Linked DNA regions of Mus musculus: all the other regions are linked to region 1. Evidence: chromatin contacts called from ENCODE Hi-C or POLR2A ChIA-PET data. All regions are on one chromosome and are shown on one strand. Each heading gives the region's core, a stretch centred on a gene start or an enhancer-like site at or near the end of the contact. The rest is flanking DNA. Distances are from core to core; before and after follow the strand shown.

Region 1 (3,880 bases), core at 422-2,921:
ACAGCAGAAGAGAGCATCAGATCCCATTACAGATGGCTGTGAGCCACCATGTGGTTGCTGGGAACGGAACTCAGGACCTCTAGAAGAGCAGTCAGTGCTCTTAACCACTGAGCCATCTCTCCAGCCCCGCTCCCAAGAATTTTTAAGAAAAACAAAACAAAACAAAACAAAACAAAACAAAACAAAACAAAAACAAAAACTGGATATCACAGTTTAAAATTTGTTTACAACACAATGACTTGCAAAACTAATCGACCTTACCATAAAAGCAACCACCGTCTCTGAAGCGATCTCTCCGTGGGCTGCACATTCTTGTCCTATTTCTCGTATGATATTCTTTATCACACTTTCTGCTTGAGTGGGAGGCATTGTGGCTAAATGAAGCAATAATTTTCTTTTAGTAATTTCATTTATGCACTTTTCCTGGTTAGATTCCATTATTAGATCTGGAATATCCACACTGTCTACTGAGTTATTACTATTTAAGTTTTTAATTATAATCTTGTTTCCTCCTGGATTTTTTTTTTCACTTTAAATGACGCTAATGACAGAGAGTAACTGGGATTTTCCCTGAATTTAAATCATGCCACCCTCAAAAATATATATTGTGACATTAAAAAAATTAGTTAGGGATGATGGCACATGTGTTAAATCCCAGTACTTAGGAGGCAGATGCAAATAGATTTCTATGAGTCTAGCCTGGTCTACATAGTGAGTGAGTGAGCCAGGGCTATGAAGTGAGACCCAGTCTCATAAAAAAATTACAAAAAGATAAATAAATAAACAAACAAACAAACAAACAAACAAAAGCAAGCTTAGGAGAATTTGGGTGAAAAAAAGAAAAAAGAAAAGAAAAACAACAAAAAACAAAAAACAAAAAAACAAGCCCCTGCGTAGGCAGCAGGACTACAGCTTGTAAAAGAAAGTGCTAATCAATACATCCACTAACGGATCTTTCAGAACTGTAATACAATTTCATAACTCTAAGAAATTTTTTTTCTCGGATTATTCCATCCTTGGGATTCCGGACTCTAACAAAAACATAAAAAGTAAATAATGAAAACGTGAGAGCTATGAACCTCTGAAAAAGAACTCCTAGCTGTTACTCTCATCTATTATAAACTAAGGAAGAGTGGTATTTAAGTCAGGGCTCCCGATTTTCCTGAGTATCAGCAACAGCCCAGGGGAGCGTGCAGGTAAAAGGAAACAAAGCCAGGAGTGCTCTGAGAGATGGGAAATGCAGAACTGGACTATCAAAGGTCCAACCACATCGTCAGGAGAGACAAGTACCTCGCCTCCTTGGAAGCCAATTTCCTCATCTGAAAAAGGCGTGCTGTTATCACCTTCTCCTGAACTTAGAGTCTACTGTGGTTAGAAAAGTTCGCAGCTTGGCCAAGCAATGCCAGCCATCAGCGAGCATATCTGTGGGGACGTCAGACCTGCCGGCCACACAGCCAGGTTGACCCCGCTCCATCCTGCGCGCTTGCACAGAGCGAGATGCCTGCCCACCCACCCTGTAGGTTACCTACTACCAGCACTAGTTCTGTAGCCGTCCGACGTCCGTCTTCTCGCCGGTACACCCGCGACTTAACGGCCTGGAGCTCCCTGGGCGCTGGGCTTGGCCGGAACGCCAACCGGCCGCGGCTCTCCCGGCCAGCCCCAGATCCTAAGCGGCAGTCGCGTAACCGTGGAAACGGAACGCGACGCCAGAGGCTTGGGGCGGGGTCTGGCTATGGGGTGTGGCCAGAGGGCGGGGCGGACAGAGGAGGGCGGGAAGGGCGGCTGGAATGGGTCCTCTGGGACCTTGAGAAGAGGGGTGTAGGGTTCTCCCTCAGCCTCCCAAGAGACAAGAACTCAAGTCCCAGGCGGCAAAGGCACTTTCGCTACACCTCAGTTTTAAGACAATGATACATGAATTCTAAAACAAAGGTTTGATGTGCAGACGTTGTTCATGTTGATAGTGTGAAAACATGGAAAATATATCTTTTGAAGAGAATGAGAAAGCCTGGGGTTCTTGGAATTCAAAGTTTATAGTTTTATCAAAAGAATGCTTTCATGTTCTGTTTCTGAAAGGAAGTCTTTATCCTGATGTTCCAAAAGGCCATAGTAAAACTTTTCATTTAGGAAGTTTTTTCACACCAGGTATAGTAGTGTAGGCTCAAAGTCCCAGCCCTTGGGATGCAGAGATAGGAAAATGCAGAGTTTTAAGACACCCTACACTGTATAGTAAGAAACTATCTACCCCCACCACCTCTAAGATGCAAGTAAGGAAACCTGTGCGTTTGGAATTGGGGATAATAATTTTTGTTTGTTTTCTTGAGAGAGGGTAAAACTATGTAGTCTTGAATGGTCTGGAATTGAACATGTAGACCAGGCTGATCTTGAATTCACAGAGTTCTACCTGCCTCAGCCTTCCAAACACTGGCTGTGTGCCACCATGCTGGGTCAATGATGGTGTTTTTGGTACCTGTCTTAGTCAGGGTTTCTATTCCTGCACAAACATCATGACCAAGAAGCAAGTTGGGGAGGAAAGGGTTTATTCAGCTTACACTTCCATACTGCTGTTCATCACCAAGGAAGTCAGGACTGGAACTCAAGCAGGTCAGGAAGCAGGAGCTGATGCAAATGCCATGGAGAGATGTTCCTTACTGGCTTGCTTCCCCTGGCTTGCTCAGCCTGCTTTCTTATAGAACCCAAGATTACCAGCCCAGAGATGGTCCCACCCACAAGGGGCCTTTCCCCCTTGATCACTAATTGAGAAAATGCCTTTCAGCTGGATCTCATGGAGGCATTTCCTCAACTGAAGCTCCTTTCTCTGTGATAACTCCAGCTGTGTCAAGTTGACACAAAACTAGCCAGTACAGTACCTAAAAATGTTTGTTGCAGGGTTGGAGATATGGCTCAGAGGTTAAGGGAACTGACTGGTATTCCAGAGGACTGGGTTTGAATCCCAACACCCACATGGAGGTTTACAGCTGTCTGTAACTCCAGTTCCTGAGAGTCAACTCCTTCTGGCCTCTGCATATACCAGGCATGCCAGTGGCCTGTAGACATACACTCAGGCAAAACACCCATACATGTAAAATAAAATAATAATTTTTGAAGCTTTCAATATTTGTTGGGTAAGTGTAATGTACTTTTTTATTGGATATTTTCTTTATTTACATTTCAAATGCTATCCCCTTTCCTGCTTTCCCCTCTGAAAATCCCCTATCCCTCCCCCCACACCCCCCACCCCCCCACTCACCAAACTGCCCACTCCCAATTCCTGGCCCCGGAATTCCCCTACATTGGGGTATAGAGCCTTCACAGGACCAAGGGCCTCTCCTCCCATTGATAACCGACTAAACCATCCTCTGCTACATATGCAGCTGGAGCCATGGGTCCCTCCATGTGTACTCTTTGGTTGGTGGTTTAGTCATACTTTTAAAAAACTTTTTATTATATTTAGTTATTTATGGGGAGCACACATGAGACCACACACTCATGGTGATCACAAACAACCCAGTTTCTTCTCTTCTACCACATTTGTTCTTGGATCATTTTAGCCATGTGCCTTTCATGGCTGCGGCATCCTAACAAACTGTTATAGTAACTTTCTGTTACTGTAGTAAACACGATGACCAACAACATCTTAGGGAAAAAGGAGTTTAGTTGGCTTTCATTTCCAGGAAACACTTTTATCACCGAGTGACTAAAGAGCAGAAACTCACAGCAGGACCGTGGAGCGGAAGCCGTGGTGAAAGGCTGCCACCGTGGAGAAATGCCGCCACCGTGGAGAAACGCCGCTTTAGTGGTCTGCTCGCTGGCTCATGCTTAGCTAGCTTTCTTTTTTTCTGTCTTTAGTTATTTTAATATTTTATCTATGTATTTACTTATT
Region 2 (3,880 bases), core at 884-3,383, 43 kb before region 1:
CTATCTCAAGACACATGGAAATAATAGTAAGTTAAAATTTTGGCGTCCATAAAGTGTAATTAGGAGACAGCTATGCTCATCTGCCTTAATTATCTTGCCTATAGTTGTAGGGTTCAGCAGCTATGGCGGAGACTAACAGCTCTCTACAGAAAGACTGCCTGCCATCCATGACCTGAAATTATCAATATTCTCATAACTAAGAAGTGAAAACTCAAATCACTTTTTTTTTGGGGGGGGGGGCTGTGTTAAAGGTCCCTGGTTCAAAAAAAGCAAGATAATTTAAATACTAAAGATGTTTAACTCCAGAAAACATACTTTTTTTTTTTTCCTTTCCTTGAGACAGGGTCTCTCTATGTAGCTCTGGCTGGCCTGGTACTTGCTATGTAGAGCAAGCTGACCTTGATACAGTTCTGCATGCCTCTGCCTCCTAAGTGCTGGGATTAATAGGCATAAGCCATATCATGGTGTTTTGTTTTGTTTTGTTTAAGACACCCATAATGAAAAGGTCTGCAAATGTAATTCTTGAAAATAATTACTAATCAAAGTAGAAAAGTCTAAGTTTGGATACTATAAAACATAGATGACTTTGGTCTGTAATACCACTTTAGAAGCACATTTCAACTTTTAAAACCAATCCTTGTAACCATGATTTCCACTTACATTTCAGTTTACCATAAGATCAAAACATTTCTTCTACAATTCTTCATTTTCCAGGATGAAACTTCATTGATTAGGAATGTCAACGTTCCCAGGTAATATAAATATTCATGGTACGCAGCTACTTTAAACTATCCTAAGAATTCAAATCATATCACGCCATTAACTAGAAACCTGGCCCACTGATCATCCAGCACCCCCTTTGTGGAGAATCTGTTACCTTCCACGGCATTTGTTTCTGGGTGGAGAATATCCCCCAGAAGAGTCAGTCTGGAGTTATCCTTTTGTTTTCCAGTTACATTTTAGGGGGACTATTACTGTCATACCTGAAAGCTTGGACATAGCAGGAAGTAGCAGGTGAGTAATCGTTAAGATGACTCTATGTAAGGAGGTATAGAAACTGTATTTCATTAGGATAAAAAAGTGCAACACACCCAAATGTAACAACGTATGTGCTGGCAAGAAGTCTAAATCTGTAAACAACCCTTGCGGGTACCGATCTGCCTGCTGCATCTTTTAAGTGTTCATTTGTCAATCGCCCTACTTTTCCTATTACCCTCTTCCCGGATGCTACAGGACTTATCTGATATGGGACAATCCACCACCACAGAAAACTTACATGGCGCCTGATGTTAAATGTCAAATCCCCTCCCCCAAAGATAAATAATTTCACATCCACGCAAAAGGATATTCTTTAAATGCTTGTCCAACATTTATTTAGACTTAAAGCCAGTGCTCATTGGGGAAATGGTGAAAAAACAAAAACAAACAAACAAAATTAAAAAAAAAAAAAAAAGCGACGTTGTCGCCAGGCATGAGGGCACAGACCACTAATCCCAGCGCTTGTAAAACTGAGGCAGGAAAATCTCCCCGAGTTTGAAGCCAACGTGGGCTATAGAATGAGACCATGTAGTGTTGGTTCCTGCTTTAAAAATAAATAAATACAAAATCGTCACCGCCTTTTGGCCTGTCCTAGCCACAGTGCTATAGAATAAAACCTCAGCCTTGGGGCCAGCTTACGTAAAACCTGAAAGGACAGCCACCACAGCCCTGGCCAGACGGCTCGCCATCGGGAGGAGCAGCGCGCGCCCTCAAGCCCAGGGCTCCGAACCACAGCCTCGCTCCAGGCAGGGACCTGGCCGGCGCCCGGGCGGCTCACTGCACCGGTGTGCGGGTGCAGCCCGCTGCCGCTCCCTGCAGGGAGGGCTCGGCCCCCAGAGCCGGCCCGGCCAGCACACCCCGGGCCGCCGTTCCCTAGCGACCGCCCGCAGCCCGGCCTCACCTCTCGCCGGAGCCATGGTGCCGAGAGAGTCTGCGGAACTGACGCCCCTGCGGCCATAGAGACGCACCGGCCTAGAGAGCCCGCCGCACCACACGCGCGAGGAGGAAGCGGGGGCTACGGCGGAAGCCGCGCGGCGTGCGGAGCGACAAGTCTGGGAGACTCGGTCCTGCGGGGGCTCGGAAAACCGCAGCTTCCGGTCGACCGAGGGGGGGCGGAGTCAAGGTGGCCGAGCGTTTCCTTCTAGAGACCAGCCCCTCCGAGAGGATGGGCCCCGCAAGAAGGATTCTGAAATGCTCTCGATTATTCCTTTGTGTGAAGACCGTTAGAGAGGCTCCGAGAACTCGGACTTTTATAACTTTCAACTCCATCACGGCCTTCCATGGTTACCTCTTGGATAAATTTAGTATATATTACATACTGCTCGGAAGTACTGTGTCTGTCTTCATCATCCTTACTGTCACTGTCTAGCTTAACTTGGTAACTTCAGGCAGCAAAAAGACCTCAGAAAAATTAGATTGTATTAACAGGCACTTCAACCGCTCTAATGGTTACTGTGACTAGAGGATGTTATTAGAAAATAACCCCGGGTGGAACAACATTATGAACTAACCAGTACCCCGGAGCTCTTGACTCTAGCTGCATATGTATCAAAAGATGGCCTAATCGGCCATCACTGGAAAGAGAGGCCCATTGGACACGTAAACTTTATATGCCCCAGTACAGGGGAACGCCAGGGCCAAAAAGGGGGAGTGGGTGGGTAGGGGAGTGGGGGTGGGTGGGTATGGGGGACTTTTGGTATAGCATTGGAAATGTAAATGAGCTAAATACCTAATAAAAAATGGAAAAGGAAAAAAAAAAAACTATACCTCTAAAAAGTTGGAATTCTCAGGACCTGAAAACCCAACTGCTTATGAGCCAAATAAGGCCGCAGAGTGGGAAGTGGGAAGCGCTTAAGCCACAGCGGGCTCTGAGGCAGACAACAGAGCATAAAAGGATCAAGCTGGAATGCCAGCCAGTCTTATCAGACATTCTGATTTTTTTCAATGAGCCCAAAATTCAAATATAAATATCAATTCTCTGGCTTTTAAAAGGCAGCATATGAATGTAGGCTTCACTTGTTCCAGATAGCAAGGCTCATGATATAGAAATCTGTTATCACTAAATAGCAATGAAGCAGAGCGTTGTGTTTCAGAGTGTCAGGGCTTAACATTTTGTAGGGTTTTAGAAGCAGCCTCTATTCCAGTGATAAGCATACTACTATCTAGCTGGCATTGCAATGTCAATCTTAATGCTGTAAACTTTGTCTAAAATATAAAACAAATACGCGGACAGAGTTTTACTTGTCAATTTTAATAAAACGAAAAATGTACTACAGAAACTGCTTTTAGATTTGCATAACAGTCAGGCAGGATACGGTGCCCTAGTGCACAGTCACACAACCAGTGACTGTGCCAGCCCCGCAAATGAGCTTTATACACGCACAGCACTTTAAACCCTCCATCCGTGCCACTAAGGAGCAGCTTCCTGTAAACGTCCATCTCTAGGTTTCGTCCACCGCTCTGGTTAAGTTCACCTTCACCCCATAGGTTGTTTTGCTTTGTCCCCCACGAAGGCCAGCTATGAAAATCTGGGGCCTGGGCACTCGGCTGCTGCCTTCTCTCTTGGACTGGGTGCTAGCCTCTTTCAAAGGGTACACCTGTGAGGTGTTATCTCTTCTCATGTGGCTAAGGTCAGTCTGGACGGAGTGAGTAATTTTCTGGCGCAAATTAGCCTAGGTAGAAAGAGAACATAGGGAATAATGTTTCTCTAAAAAAATGTAAAAAATCAGGCATTTAGTTAATGTTTGCCTATTAACTTTCCATTTCACAAATAAATAATGCATTTTTCTATGATGGTGAGGATGGATGATGACAGGGAGGCTGAGGGTGGGGAGGAGGGTGG
Region 3 (3,880 bases), core at 414-2,913, 48 kb after region 1:
TATACCCATTGATAAACTGTTCTTGCTCTGGTAGATAACTTTATGCACACAGGGAGGTTAGGGGGGAGGGAGGAAAGAGGGGCCTGTTGGGAAGAAGAGGTTGGACTGGTGGACTCGTGGGCAATGAGGGAGAAAACACTGAAGCTCATTATATAAACACTTGATAACTGTCAGACGATATATTGTTACTAATTAGCAGTGCTGAGGGCCTGCATCAATCCCCAGCATCATATAAAACCCAGGCTGTGGTATGTCCATAAAACTCCCAGTGCTGGGGTGGGGGAGGCAGGCTCATCTCTGGGGCTCTCTGACCAGTCAGCCCTTTGGGATCAGTAAGTCCCAGGTCCCAGTGAGAAACTCTGTCTCAGAAAACAAGGTACGTGGCCCTTGAGGAACATCATCAGGCTGACCTCTGGCTTCTACACACATACTGCACATGTGTGCATGTGAACGAATGAACTATCCGTGTCTGTACACACCAAATTCACTAGAACAAGATTGGCATAGCTACCTATATTATATTGTATGGGGAAGTATGAAGATATAAACAATGAGAACTGGTTTAGGAAAAGCACTCTATTTTCAAATATATAGAGAACTGCCTCAAATGGACCAAACATTCAACGATAGTATAGATACTCTTGTTATTATGTTTCACATACTATACTCTTTTAGTGCTTAAGAAAGTAAAAGTCCGGAGTAGGACACCTTCAATAGTTTAGATTAATATGAGAAACTTTGAGAAAGAATCAGGGCTTTATAGCTTGAGGGAACTAAGTAAGCTTAATCTCAACTCTGGTGCTTCTAAAGGAATTTTTTTTTTTTTTTTTGAGTAAGTGACAACTCTGATTCCACCTTAATAAAAGGAATGATATTATACACTGCAATATTACAGATGTGTATTTAACATTGTTAACATTCTTAAAAGGAAAGATGTTAACAAAATAGCGGTCATCCTACAGATAGTGTGCAACCTTCCTACCTTCGATGCCTTTTCACTACTAGGGTAGGATAATCCAATTCTTCCCATTGTAGTGGACTCCTATTCCATCAGCATCTTTTTCCAAAACTGATTTTTGAGGAAAGTGTTTTGCATTTATAAAGTACTACCAGACGCAGGACCCTAAGATAAGCCCAGCACTAGAGAGGCAGAGGCAGGCGGATCTCTCTGAGCTCCAGGCCAGCTTTGTCTACAGAACGAGTTCCAAGACAGCCAGCCCCCTGTCTCACAGTGGGGAAATGAGATCGCTTAGATTTTAAAAAATAAACTCTATCGTTTTTACTGTAAAATATAACTTTAAAGTGAAAAAAGAAAAACACCACACACAAAACCCACTTTCCACCTCGTAATTTACCCCACTCATGGATTGGGGAAAGAGTGTCACTGTGGCAAGGACCTGAAGGCTGTAAAGCTTTTCAGACCGCGGTCAGATACCCAGGCTCCTACGGAGCTCAGTATAAATCTTCATAAACAAGTGTGAAAACTTGTGTGGTCGGCGGGCAGGCTTCCCGGCAACCTACCCTAGCATCTTCTGCAAACCACAACCCTCCCCTTCGAGGGCTGGCGGAGCCTGACCTTGGGCAATTGGGAAGCCGGGGAAGCTTCAGCTCGGACGCCGCCAGGCTCAGAGACTTCCGGCGTCCCGTGCGAACGCCCGCTGCTGGACTTTCCTTCCGGTTCGCCCGGTGCGCGCCCAACCAGTGCGCGTTCCCGCCGGGGCTCTAAGAGCCGCACCACAGCGCCATCTATGCTCCGGAGGCCGTAGAGCAGGGGTCCGGGCCGAGCCCTGGCATTGGAACTGCAGGAGCCCTTGGCTTTGGAACCCAGATGAGCAGTCTGGTTTGATTTCTTGGGGCCTTTGACTTTCAGCCTCTCACATTCAAATAAGCTTTCGTTTCGTGGGTTTCATGTATATTTATATAAAGAGATATCCAGAATTGGAAATGGGACCTAATGGCACTTAATGGAAATGGAAAGATTCAGGCTAGAATCCAGCTGCCTCCAAGAGAAGGAAGTGCAGTATCGCCAAAAAGGAGTCTGGGGCTTTATAGGGTGCTTTTAGTTGAGCAGTGGTGTGGCAGAAGAGCTTTAAGAGAAAAGGGACTGGAATTAGAAGTTTTACATGTGGTGGTGAAGGGTTCGAGTCTTTAGAACCGGGACTGTGGTCAGTCTAGCCGTTCTGAGACAGGGATCATCTACCATCACTTGTGTAAAAAAAAAAAAAAAAAAACACATTCAAATTGATCAGAGATTACTAATCAGAGTTTCCCAAATTAGATCTCCAGGGGTTAAAGAGACTTCTCACGGGATCTCTGATAGCACTGACGATTTTGTTTTTCACATAGATATTAATAGTTCGCTTATATTTAATTTCAAAAATCATACATTATCAGTATTTTCTCAAACACGGGTTTTTTTTTTTTAAGTAATATAAGTCCTAGCCTTATTTTACGAGGACATCAAGCCAAAGTATATGATATAATTAATGGATTATCAGTTGACAAATGTGAACATTGTTTGTGGTAATTTTCAAAACCAATCCTACTCTCTCTTTTCTATGGCCTCCCATCCTGACTCCTGAGTTGTCCTGTGAAGGCTAAAGGTATATTTTAAGTTTAAATTATTGTGTGCTTTAGGCATAAAACAGAAATGTCTCTAAACTGTAAGCCCCTCTTGGCAAGAACAGATAGCTTCTTGGAATGCTGGGAGCTGTTGCTCCTGTAAGACAACAAGCCACTTGTTTTCACTTCTGTAAACAAGGCTGGTTGTCTCAGCTGCACAGGATGTGCACACATAGGTGGGAGGTGTAGGCAGGAAATATGTCAGGATGTATACTTGCCCCTGATTACATAAAAGTGGGATGTATATAGCCTTGTCAGTTTTGATTGTATACGCTTCTGACTAATGTAATTTGTTACTCTGGGATTCCTGGATATGGCCTTGGGCAGTGTCCCTTGTCCTGGCCAGTATTTAATAAAGCCTGCTTAGCTCAAAAATTGTGATAGTAGTCTTATTCTTGCCTTGTGGGATTAACAGTCCTTGTGATTTATTTCGGGTAGTATCATATATATATATATATATATGTTGTTTATATATGTCTATGCGTGAGTTTTCTATCTGATGCCTTTGGAGGCAGAAGAGGGCATGGAATTCCTGAACTAGAGTTAAAGACAATTGTGAACCTGCCCAGGGCCAGCCCTGGAAGATCTTCTTTCATGTTCTGGCTCTCCTTGAGCATTAGCAGTGATAAGATTTGGTCTTAGAAGGCACTTAGGGTTACTATATAATAATAATACGTTTTCCTATCTCAATTATAAGTCACTGTGCTTCAGTAGCTAACCTGCCTTCTGAGATCTTCTGAGGTGAGCAACTGTTTTGCACCTCATCCTAAAACAGGAGGAGATTAAGTAAAGTGGCCTTTGTTCTATCTCCAGCAGGAACTGCACAGCTTTAACTTTCATCCTGCTAGTTGAAGTCACAGGAAGAAAAAAGGGACACTTTGGAAAGTGATTTGAGCATTTATTTCTAAGTTGTAAAAAGTTTCCGATGAAAGCTTTCTGAGAAAAAGGGGGAAACAGGCTTGTAAAAAGGGGGGTAGGTGGGTAAGGGATCTAGGAAAAAGGCAGGATGTAAAAAAGTGGGACAAAGAGAATTGCTAAGAGAAGTGAGACAAGGAGAACTGCTCCCTTCTCTTTATCCTCAGCACTTATTTACATCTTTCAGAATACATGATCCCATGGTAAAAAGTTCAGCACAAGTTTACACAAAATTCAAACCATAAATCGAATAAGTTTACAACAGAGAATGTTTACATGCATATCCATTAGTAGTAATTATCTGGCTAAACATTCGTCACCTGCCACAGCTACACAGGTTCAT

Evidence for each region. A loop is a pair of places that touch in the nucleus more often than their neighbours do. ChIA-PET counts read pairs that join two places held with the same protein, here RNA polymerase II (POLR2A).
Region 2: a map of left cerebral cortex shows a loop between it and region 1 (2.5-fold over the local background). The contact joins the promoter of Slc35a1 here to the promoter of Cfap206 in region 1. A Hi-C loop is called at or near these places in 1 of 37 maps with a recorded cell type or tissue (left cerebral cortex). POLR2A ChIA-PET finds 5 or more read pairs at or near these places in 1 of 5 experiments (embryonic stem cell).
Region 3: a loop to region 1 is called in a map of heart, with 2.1 times the contacts of the local background. The contact joins the promoter of Smim8 here to the promoter of Cfap206 in region 1. A Hi-C loop is called at or near these places in 2 of 37 maps with a recorded cell type or tissue (both heart). POLR2A ChIA-PET finds 5 or more read pairs at or near these places in 2 of 5 experiments (both embryonic stem cell).

The regions. Positions count from the first base shown.
Region 1 is chr4:34,728,535-34,732,414 of GRCm38, forward strand. Cfap206 (cilia and flagella associated protein 206) reads right to left here and starts at 1,672. Exons shown (of 13, transcript NM_001347062.1): 1 at 1,526-1,672; 2 at 262-374. The coding sequence starts at 369.
Region 2 is chr4:34,685,305-34,689,184 of GRCm38, forward strand. It overlaps Slc35a1 (solute carrier family 35 (CMP-sialic acid transporter), member 1), which reads right to left and starts at 2,134. Exons shown (of 8, transcript NM_011895.3): 1 at 1,940-2,134. The coding sequence starts at 1,955. Cfap206 (cilia and flagella associated protein 206) reads right to left here. Exons shown (of 13, transcript NM_001347062.1): 13 at 3,270-3,710. The coding sequence ends at 3,480.
Region 3 is chr4:34,776,703-34,780,582 of GRCm38, forward strand. Smim8 (small integral membrane protein 8) reads right to left here and starts at 1,664. Exons shown (of 3, transcript NM_001330757.1): 1 at 1,577-1,664.